Linked DNA regions of Homo sapiens: region 1 is linked to region 2. The links are chromatin contacts, found by Hi-C or POLR2A ChIA-PET in ENCODE. All regions are on one chromosome and are shown on one strand. Each heading gives the region's core, a stretch centred on a gene start or an enhancer-like site at or near the end of the contact. The rest is flanking DNA. Distances are from core to core; before and after follow the strand shown. Region 1 overlaps LINC01307 (long intergenic non-protein coding RNA 1307). Region 2 has its middle 42 kb from the start of S1PR1.

Region 1 (5,486 bases), core at 171-2,670, 60 kb before region 2:
GTGCATAAGAATTGGGGCTTAACTAGGTTATGAGGTCAAAACAAAGATCGTTCTTTCATATACATTGAATGCACATAGACCCATCTGTCTATGCCCAGAGACAAATCCATCTGAGATAAACCAGTGGAATTCAAATAAACATTTATTCCACTGTTTTCAAAATTTTGGTGGACTGAAATTAATTAAAAATAAAAACCTAAGTTTAAATGCAGGATCTTAGTAATAATCTTAAAAATACTTTACACTTTATTTGAGCCAAGTCACTTGGCATATGACGGGTTAACTGAAACATTTGGAAAGGTTCAGAATAAGACTGCCGGGCTTAGCCTAGCTCAAATTCTGAGGTTTTTTTTTTTTATATTGACTAAGGAATTAGGAATTAATTATCCACTTTCAAATTTCAAGGTAATTGCAAAGTAGAGATACTGAAAGTAATTACTTAATTCATGTGTTGTCAGTCACCCAGAGTTTGCTGGAGCTCCAACTGTACTGATTCCATGTCAAATTGGGTAAGCCAGTCTCTGCATGAACACTTAATTATACCCCCTTTGTTATGCTGTAGAAAGTTAAGTGGTAGATTCATTGAACTAAATAGCCTTGATAAACACTACCAAACTCATTTTAAAAATCAATAAGAACCAAGTAGGCATTTCTACTGGACATTTAAGCGAAAATTTAAATGTGAGCCAAGTGTTCTTCTTGTTTTATTCATGTTAATTATTTGAATGTTACATTTATAGCCTGACTAATGTTACCCTAAGTTGATTTCTGGTGTGAGACCTTGTCACTCAGACAACCTATAGCCCCAGGCCCCCAAATTAGAACACTCTCTCCAATTACAAGGAACAATTTATGGTTATGTTTCACAAAATAATAAGAGGTTCAATCTCCCTTCCACCCTTGTCTATCCCCAACTTTTTTCAGGACAGTTGTTCTCAGAGAATGACACCAACCATTAATCTCTGCAGCCAACAATTGCAGATGCAAAAAAATCTAGCACTGGGAGGCCAGATGCAATTTATTCTTCACCTCAGAAAAAATATCTTGACATGCCCTACACCATTGGACCCCTAAATTTCACTGAGGTAGAATATAATCACCCGATGAGTTCTTACTGACCACTGCACAGATACAGCCAACTTGCCAAGACAGTGGCATTGCAGTAAAGAAAGAGTTTAACACACACAGAGCCAGGTAAGCAGAAGGACAGGAGTTTCAGAAGCCCTGAAAATTTGGAGGCTAAAGTTTTTTAGAGATACTTTGGCAGGCAGGGGGCTGAAGAATGGGGAATGCTAACTGGTCGGGTTAGGGAGGAAATCACAGGGAGTCAGAGCTTGTCTTCTTGCACTGAGTCAGATCCTGGGTAGAAGCCACAGGACCAGATGAGCCAGTTTACTAGTCTGGGTGGTGCTAGCTCGTCTATCAGAATTCAGGGTCTGAAAAATACTTCAAACACCCATCTTGGGTTTTATGATAGTGATGTTATCTATAGGAAAATTTGAGAAGGTTAGAAATCTTGTGGCCTCCGGCTGCATAACTGCGGAGCCACATTTTCTAATCTTGTGGCTAATTTGTGAGTTTTACAAAGGCAGTCTGGTCCCCAGGCAAGGAGGGGGTTTGTTTTAGGAAGGGGCTGTCATCATCTTTGTTTCAAAGTTAAACTACAAACTAAACTATTCTAATAGTTCATCTGGCCTATGCCCCAGATGAACAAGGATAGCTTGGAAGTTAGAAGCAAGATGGAGTTGGGTAGGTCCTATTTTTTCCAGTGTCATAATTTCTTATGTCAGATTTTTCTCACTGTTATAATTTTTGCAAAGGCAATTTCAGGAGGGTCCCTGAATTTTAGTCATATTTATTTCCCACTTCTGACATGCAAATTTCTCATCAATAAGTGTAAAGTAGCTGCTACTTCTTGCTCACTAGGTCCAGTCAGCTTAATGTCATCAATGTAATGGAGCAGTGTGGTATCTTACTGAAGGGAAGGGCAATGGGCAATCAAGATCCCTGCAAACTAAGTTACAACTTAGGACTGAACTGTTTACCTGTTTACATACCCATGAGGTAGAAGGTGTATTGCTGGCCTTGCTAGCTGAAAGCAAACTGTTTCTGGTGGGCCTATGGACAGACATGGAGGAAAAAGCAATTGTCAGATTAACAGCTATATAACAAGTACCACGATGTGTTAATTTGTTCAGTCAATGAAACCACATCTGGTATAACAGCTTCAATTGGAGTCATAACTTGGTATAGTTTACAGTAATCCACTGTCATTCTCCAAGATTCATCTGTCTTCTGCACAGGCCAAATAGCATAATTGAATGGGAATGTTGTGGGGATTAGCACTGCTACATCATTTAAGTTCTTGTTGGTGGCACTAATGTCAGCAGTGCCTCCAAGAATGTGGTATTGTTTTTAATTTACTATTTTCCCAGATAGAAATAGTTATAATGGCTTCCATTTGGCCTTTCCCATCATAACAGGTGAGACCCAATGTGGGGATTTTGCCAACTACTAGGTATGTTTATTCTAATTGTGCATCTGGCACTGGGGAAATAACCACCGGATGGGCTCAGGGACCCACTGGACCCACTGTGAGACTGACCTGAGCTAAAACTCCATTGATCACCTGAGCCCCATAAACCTCTCCTGTGACTGGAGGGACACAGTGATGTTTTGGGTCTCCTGAAATCAATGTCAGTTCAGAGCCAGTGTCCAGTAGTCCCCAAAATTCTGATTATTTCCTTTTCCCAACACACAGTTACCCTAATAAAAGGCCATAGGTGCCTTTGGGAGAGGCTGGGAGAAAGATTAACAGTCTAAATTTGTAGTAGTGTACCAAGGGCCTTTCTGGAGGGGACTCAATCTCCCCTTTATTCAATGGCTTCTGGGTCTGTAAACTTGCTCAAGTTTGGCAACCGACCGAAGGGCCATGATTCTTTGTTTCTGCAATTTGAGTTAGACTTTTGTTTACAAGACCTAGAAGTTTTCTGCTTACACAAATCAACAAAGAATTTAGTAGGCTTCCTATCTGTTTCACTTCTAGGAATGCCATGATTACTCGCCAGTGTCATAGGTGTGTGCAAATCAGACTGTTCTGACTACTGCTTTGACTCTGCTATTACAGTACCCAGAACTACTTTGCCTTCGGTAGTTGAGTGCCACCATTTAGCTCCTGCTACACCAGAATCCCAGTTACTCCCATTGATTTGGGTAATTTAACTGAATGGCTATGGTTCTCACTGTAAGGTCTGGTGTACAAAGAAGACATATTTATTTCTCCTCCCATATTTATTTCTCAAAGTATTGGTAAGGATATGTTTTTCAGACCATCCCAGTGTTGGTGAATAGGTCTTAAATTACAAATCCACTCTAACATTCCAATCTCCAAAAGCCTTTGAATTCTCTTCTCTACATTAAACCAAGGCAGAACAGCCATTTCCAATTTTCTCACAGTGGAACACCTTTTGATCCATGTCTTAGCCAATAAACCAAACAAAATGTGAGAGCCCTTTCTAACTCTCCAAGCTGCAGTATTAAATGCAGAATCTCTGCCTAGTTAGCCTCTATCAATAAATTCAGCCTGATCTAACTTTATGTTCCTTCCACTGTTATCCAACACCATTAATATCCGTTCCCACATGTATGCCTGGATTTCTACTTATATACCTTAGAAAACTCAACTAGTTATTTTGAAATGTAGCACATTACCTCATGCATGGCGCTTTGTACCTCATCTTTAGGGGTCTACCGGGACTTGAGTCTCATTATAGGACTAGAACAAAGAGGGGTGATCCAATGCTGGATCTGAAGAGAATCAGCATTGTCTTGTATGGTGTCTGCCTCAGCAGAGACTATTACTGTTTCCTCAGGCAATGTAAAGTAATCTTCTCAGAGTGAAGGGAAAAGGCCACTTTTCACTGGGTGGGATGCTACTTTTGCTGGGAGTCGGGGGGCCACTTCCACAAGTAAAAAAAACCCATCAGAATTTAAGGTCTTAATGCCCCCAACTTTAGAATATAATGGACACATGAAATTATCACCTAGCTTTAAAAATAGCATTACCATTGCAGTTGAAGTCCCCTGGGTAACCACTATTCAGATTGTTATTTTTTACATGCATCTCATTATACTTTTCATAATTGTCCACGCATACATTCTATAGAAGTCTTTTAAGTATATAAAGGTTAAAACAGTGCATATATATTTGGCAACATCCTTTTTTCCCTCAAGCGTATGTTTATAGGTCATATATGGGTATTTGTAGTTGTTACTCATTCTTCTTCATTACTGTACAATATTTCATTTTATTTGAATATACCACAATTTACCCATCCATTCTCTTGTTGATGGATGTTGAGGTTATTTCCAATTTTATGTTCTTACAAACAATTCTTCCACAAAGACTCTGTCTTTATCTCTTTCCGTAAGGCAGAGACACTAAGTCAGTATGCTGATCACTTGGGGCACAGAGGGGTTATAGATGTGCCAAGGAATGTATTCTCCTGCCCCCACATTGGCTAGGTCAGGGCTTAGGTTGACCGAAGCCCATCAGTGGTCCATTCTACCCGGGCTGCTTCCCCTGTTTATGCCAGTGTGCACTATGAAATGAGAACCTAAATAACCTCAGTAGGGACACCAAGAATGGAAACCAGATGTGACTGTCTACATTCATATGACTTTACTATTCTACTACACGAGCATTACTTTACCTTCCCAGATGTCTGTTGTCCAGGCCACTGCTTTGATTGTTCATGTCAAAACTTCCAAACGGGCCCACTGACTCTTCAATGGAAAGTACTAACAAACAGTCTGTGCTCTAAGATTCTTTGAATCTCTTGCCTCAAAATCCTTGCCTTGCTGTTTCCATCAATCCTGGACTGTTGTGTCATGATCCTTACCCAATCCTAATAAAATCCCCGCATTGAAGTACTTGGCTTAAACCAAAATTACCATCCTCAGTAAATTCTCACCATGCCTTTCACCTTCGAAGATACCGTCAAAATTCTGTATAGGTGGTAAACTATAAACTAAACTTTGTCTTCTCAACAGGTTGTATTTGGGGAGTTGGCATTCACTTTCAATAGGAACACTCATATTTTCAACATGTGGCAGGACAAAAAAGCTTTGAGAAACATGCCTCTGATGATATCCCTTCCCCATCTAGGATGCCCCCTTCTCTCATTTTTGTCTACCCTTCAGTTGGCCATTTCCAAGCATAAACTCAACTCCAGTCTCCTCTGTGAAAGATTCTTGGAAAATTTTACATCCTGGTCACCTGTCCTATTTGTAAACTCTAGAGGCACATCAGCCTGAAGACAACCCCAGTGACTGGCCATTCTTTACATAAAAATGCTCTTTGGTGCTTCTGTGCTTTTGCATATATTTTCTTGAAACTTAGACTCTCTTCCTCTCCTATGTCAGCCTGGCCAACCTCACCCTTCAAGATTAAGTTCAGGTGCCACGTCATCTGCTCCTTGAAGTCT
Region 2 (5,552 bases), core at 1,930-4,429:
GACAATACATGCTTATAAGAAAAACAAGTAACCCAACTGTGGACAGGGTGATAACCTGAATGAGTGATGCATTATCTCACTCATTCTTTGAGGACTCCAACTGAGAAGCTGGATCCCTGAATGGAATGACCGTAGGTTTTTGCATAAGTCAGAACTGAGTTCAAATCCTAACTTCATGACTTACTGGGTAAACTTATGTTAGTTAGCTGACTTCTCTGAACCTTATTTCCCTGCGTATAAAATGGGAGAAATAATACCTGCCTCACAGCGATGTGAGCTCATGACCTAGCACATGGGAGGTGTTTGTTCACTGTTCCCCAGATGTGGCACATGGTGTGAATTCTTTGAAAAAAAATGTGCTGAATATCATTTTTAAAATAAACAGAAAAGTAATGAGAAGACAGTTTTTAAAAAGTGATACAAACACAGAGTTGGGAGTGTGTAATCAGCTCTTCTGGAATATCAAACTGTAAAAAGATAGTAAAACCGTGCAGCTAAGGTCTGTCTGCAGCCGAGTTGTAAAATCTACTTTTCTTACCCCATCTTCCTCTCACAGACACTTCTTCCTACCTCCATCCTCAGCCTCACATTCTGGGGCCCAGCTTTGAGTCATCTTGACTAAGGATCCATCCTCAGCCTTGGGTCTTGGTCTGGTAACAGGGCTCTGCCTTGGTGCCTGTTTTGGTCCTGTTCATGCTGTTATAGGTATTGTCCCAATACTCCAGGTCCCTCTGCTAGAACACCTGGGCTGCTCTTGCCAATCCCCTCCCAAAGAGATTCCTAAGCTGTCAGGCCTATGGCTATTGCCCTGGTGCCTACTTGCAGACAACTGTGCTTTGAGAACATACCAGAAGCCCACTGCCAGCTTGTATGGATCTCTTTACAATTTGCCTGCTGGATTCTGATGCAATATGCTGTCCCCTCAGGCCCCAAACTTTGCAGTCAGATGGAAACTTTCCCAGAGCCTGAGGAGTCCAGGGGTCCCCCATCCCTCAGTGCCTGCCTTAGCCCTAGTGTCAAATTCAGTTCTATAGCCAAGCTTTTTGCTACATGTACCTGAGACAAGAAAACAAGACAAGCGGAATGTATTTTATGTCTATATAGCAGTTTATAATTTACAAAATTCTTTCACATTATCTCATTTGACCCTCACACCAAACTCACGATACAAAAAATAAGAAATTTCCGTATTTTATAGATAAGTGCAAGTGACTAACTGGGGCGATCAACTGTCCCAGTTTGTCCAGGATTGAGGGAGTTCCCAGACTGCAGGACTTTCAGTGCTAAAACCAGGACAGTCCTGGGCAAACTGGGATGGTCAGTCACCCTAGGTCACATAGCTAGTAAATGACTGAGCTAGGATTTGAACCTAAGGCACCTAGCCTGTACTTATTACACTTATTGAGTTATTGAACTCAATAGTTATTATTGCTAATATTATTTAACAGTTATTGAGTTATTGAGCTCAATAACTGTTAAATGAATGACAGACACCTAGTCTGTCTCCTTTCCACTGTGCCATGTGCTTCTCCTAAACAGCAGTCTCTTCAGACTAATACATAAAGGTGTTGCTTGCCTTCTTTCTTCTTGAAATGCCAATCAGTGGAAAGGAGAAGGGAAACACTGCTTTGCAAGAGAAAAGCATCCTTGCATTAACTCCATGTCAGAATAATCACTGACAGTAATAATTTCAACAAAGGGATTAATTACAGAGTCTGTAATTATCTTAGCAAGAGCTTGAAATCAAAAATGATTGTGATGGGCCACTAACCCAATCAATATATGCACTCTGCCCTGGGATAATCTAAGACTGACTGCATATATGAATATTCAGTACATGTAAATTTTAAATCCTACCATCAGATAAAAACAAAGAGTTGTAAGAGATTTAGTGGTCAGTATACGTCCTTCCATTCAACCTTGACTTCACTGAAACCATCTCAGAAAAGATAACAATTGGTGCTCCTTTTAAAGATGTCCCTCTGAGGCAAGCCCAAGAGCTTCTTCAGGTGCCACTTTCAGCCACCACTGAATGATGAGTACAGCTTAACCTAAGCTTAACCTTTACTTAGCTTAAGCTAGTAAAAGGAGTTCTGGATATCAGAGCTTGTTTACTTTCCCTCTACCAGACTCTCTGTGCAGGACACAACCTCCAGTTTCCTATCCCCTCAAACCCCTGCCAACTCAAGCTCTCCTCTGTCACCCAGGATGCCACTATCCCCCAAGACTATGTCTAGCCTTTCTTTTGACATATTTCCTTAGTTAACTTATATAATCTTCTGGGATAATTTTTTTAAGAGATAGAGTCTTCTCTGTTGCACAGGCTAGAGTGCAGTAGCACAATCATAGTTCATTGCAGCCTCAAACTCTTGGGCTCAAATAATCCTTCCTCTTTCAGCCCCCCGAGTATCTGGGATTACAGGTGCATGCCACCAAGCCCAGCTAATTGTTTTATAGTTTGTAAAGACAAGGTCTAGCTGTTGCCCAAGCTGGTCTGGAAGTCCTGGCCTCAAGCAATCCTCCCACCACAGCTTCCTAAAGCACTGGGATTACAGGTGTGAGCCAACACACCCACATCTTTCGGGATAGTTAATTCCAGAGATTTGTATGCACCCAACATTTAACTTTTTTTTCTTTCTGGATATCCATCATTCATTCAGCAAACATTTAGGAAATGACTATAATGTGTCAGGCACTGTGCTAGGTACTGAGGCTAGTCGCAGAAAAGTTACAGGAGTTCCTAAGGCAGTTAAGGGAATACAGAATAGAAAAGTCATTCCTGGAAAAGAGGACAGCATCACATATACAAGACAATATGCTCAGACAACTACAAAATAAGTTCAAAAAAGCAGGAGGCAGGAAGTCTTTAGGAGTTGGCACCCATGGCCAACTGGATAATTCGGTACTTTTCCAGGAAGTCTTCTCTGGCTAATCTCGAGAGAACCAATAGCTTCTGCCCCTCACCTTGAATAAACATAAGGCATTCAAGACCTCCTGAGGCCATCCTCTCTTATTTTCCAGTTTCCAATTGTTTTCCACTGTGAAAATATCTTAGCTCCTATTTGCATTTTCTTTTCCATCACTCTCTGTATATACCCTATATACTAATCGACATCAATGTTTTCTGCCAGCAACCACTGGGAAGGGTGGAGTAGCCGTCGCTTCCTGAGACCCAGGAAGAAGAGAAAACCATGAGGTTATCATCTCTGTGCTATGATTAAGCTACTGTGTGTTTCCTTCAAAGTCTGGTTAACCTAACTTAACACAACCTCAAATACCTGTCTCTGTGAAGCATGCTCTATCAACTGAAGGAACAGAATCCCTTACACTCCCAAAGATGCTTTCCAATGGCAGAAAGGGAGCTAAGCAGAGGACTGGCTTAATTCAGGCTGTATTAAAAGCAATACCAAGAAAGGGAAGGGAACTGAAAGAAGGCTAGGAAAAACAAGGGAGGAGGAGAAAGTGGCTCTCTAGAAAATGTTCCTGGTTTTCAACACTATTACGGGCATGACAATCATGTGCCTGCTCCACACACAGGCTTAGCTAGAAGTTATTCCCCAAATCCTACCTGCCAAGCCTAAGCTGATTGGAAAAGTGATAGGATCTGATCCAAGCTCTGTCACCCCACGGGCTGGACAATGGCCTGTGAAGCAGCCTCAGCATGATGATACTGATGGCTGTAATAATAGCAGCTATGATGCATTAGGGGTTACGATGTGCATGGTAGATAATTTATCTCATTTAATCCTCGCAACAACTCTATGGGGTACATACTATTATTATCTCCCTTTCACAGATGACAATACATGTTTCAAGAGGTTTCACAAGTCTGCCAATCTTAGAGGATTGAGTCAAACTCTGGTCTGTCTGATTTCAGAACCAAACCCTTCCTCACCTTTCAGTATTGCCTTTCATTCATGTATTTATTTATTTTAAAAAAATTTCTTCTGTACCCGCTATTAACCAAGCCCTGTGGCAAGTGCTGGGGATACAATGGAGGCCAAGACTTAAAAAGACCCTGCCCCCTGGGGCTTATACTGCACAGAGGAGATAGATACACAGTAAGCAAATAACACAAATAAGTACAGGCTGCATTCAGTAGTATGAAGAAGACGAAGAGTTTGTTATGATAGGTATAGGGGAGGCCGGGTGTGGTGGCTCATGCCTGTAATCCCAACACTTTGGGAGGCTGAGGTGGGCAGGTCACTTGAGTTCAAGAGTTTGAGACCAGCCTAAGCAACATAGCGAAACCCTGTCTCTACAAAAAATAAAAAAATAGCTGGGCGTGGCGTTGCATGCCTGTCATCCCTGCTACTCAGGCGGCTAAGGCTCAAGGATCACTTAAGCCCAGGAGGTGGAGGTTGCAGTGAGCCGAGATCGTGCCACTGCACTCCAGCCTGGGTGACAGAGCAAGACTCCGTCTCAAAAGAAAAAGAAAAAAAGAGAAAGAAAGGAGAGGTGTAAGGAGACTTACTTAGATAGGTGGTTAGGGAAGCCCCCTCAAGGAAGGGACATTACACTGAGATCTGAAGGATGTGACAGAGCCAGTTATAAGGTGACCTGAGAAAAAGGCAAGGGAACAAGATGCAGAACAGGCAAATCAAAGAAGAGACAGAGGTCAGTGAGGCTGGGTGTCTAGAGAGCTTGGCAGAGGCTGGATGTCACGGGGCCTTAAAGTCCACCAGAGGAGTTAGAACTGGCTTCCAAGTGCAATGGCAAGCTACGGGATAGAGTAAAGCAGTGGAGAGTGGAGATGGCTGGTTTACTTTTTATTAAAAAGAGAAGGGGCATAATGCAGTAGTTAAGAAGATAGACTCTGGACCGATAATGCCTGCACTCAAATCCCTGACTTGCTGCTTACCAACTCTGTAACTGTGACAACCTCTTCTGTGCCTCAGTTTCCTTATCTTGGAAATACAGACACTAACCAAACCTGCCTCAGAGGGCTGTTGGAATGATTAAATTAATTGCTATTTGAAACCACGTAGAATACTGCTTGGTATCTAGTAATAAACATGCTTACAAAATACATTAATAAACATAATTAATAGATGTCTTTACAAACATAACAACATAAATTTGTTTTGCAGACGTACAGAAATGTAATATCAAAAGCATGCTTTTCTTTCAGTGAAGCCTTTCTGCATTGTTCTTTCTCTTTCTTCCTCTTTCTCCCGCTCCACTACATCAGCAACTGCTCCTCCTTAAGGTAATTTATGTCAGGAACGCCATATGTTTCCGACCACAGAATTCTAAATAGGCAGACATAAGATTTATGTGCATACACATATGTGGCATTCTTTTATCTTTGTTTTGCAAAAGTTAAATTATTATGTACAATTGACCCTTGAACAACTCAGGATCTAGGGACGCCGACCCTCTGCACAGTCAAAAATCCATGTATATCACCACCACTAGAAAAAAGAAAAAGATATTTTGTATGTTATATGGATTATATATGTATTCTTACAATAAAGAAATAAAGAAAAGAAAATGTTATTAAGAAAGTCATAATGAAGATAAATATATTTACTATTCTATTCATTAAGTAG

Evidence for each region. Hi-C counts contacts between places; a loop is a spot of excess contacts on that map. ChIA-PET counts read pairs that join two places held with the same protein, here RNA polymerase II (POLR2A).
Region 1: a map of natural killer cell shows a loop between it and region 2 (1.9-fold over the local background). The contact joins two enhancer-like sites. A Hi-C loop is called at or near these places in 1 of 168 maps with a recorded cell type or tissue (natural killer cell). POLR2A ChIA-PET finds 5 or more read pairs at or near these places in 6 of 52 experiments (HEK293T, T-cell, activated B cell and 3 more).

What each region holds. Positions count from the first base shown.
Region 1 is chr1:101,334,870-101,340,355 of GRCh38, reverse strand. All of the region lies in intron 1 of LINC01307 (long intergenic non-protein coding RNA 1307), which reads right to left. Among named protein-coding and RNA genes, the nearest start is that of LINC01307, 14 kb to the right of the region's middle. Within about 2 kb of position 1,420, at least 2 of the 41 ENCODE cell types and tissues checked have a DNase peak (open chromatin) inside an H3K27ac peak, as active enhancers do; they include natural killer cell, where a contact is called at or near this core.
Region 2 is chr1:101,276,683-101,282,234 of GRCh38, reverse strand. No RefSeq gene overlaps it. Among named protein-coding and RNA genes, the nearest start is that of S1PR1, 42 kb to the right of the region's middle. Within about 2 kb of position 3,179, at least 3 of the 41 ENCODE cell types and tissues checked have a DNase peak (open chromatin) inside an H3K27ac peak, as active enhancers do; they include natural killer cell, where a contact is called at or near this core.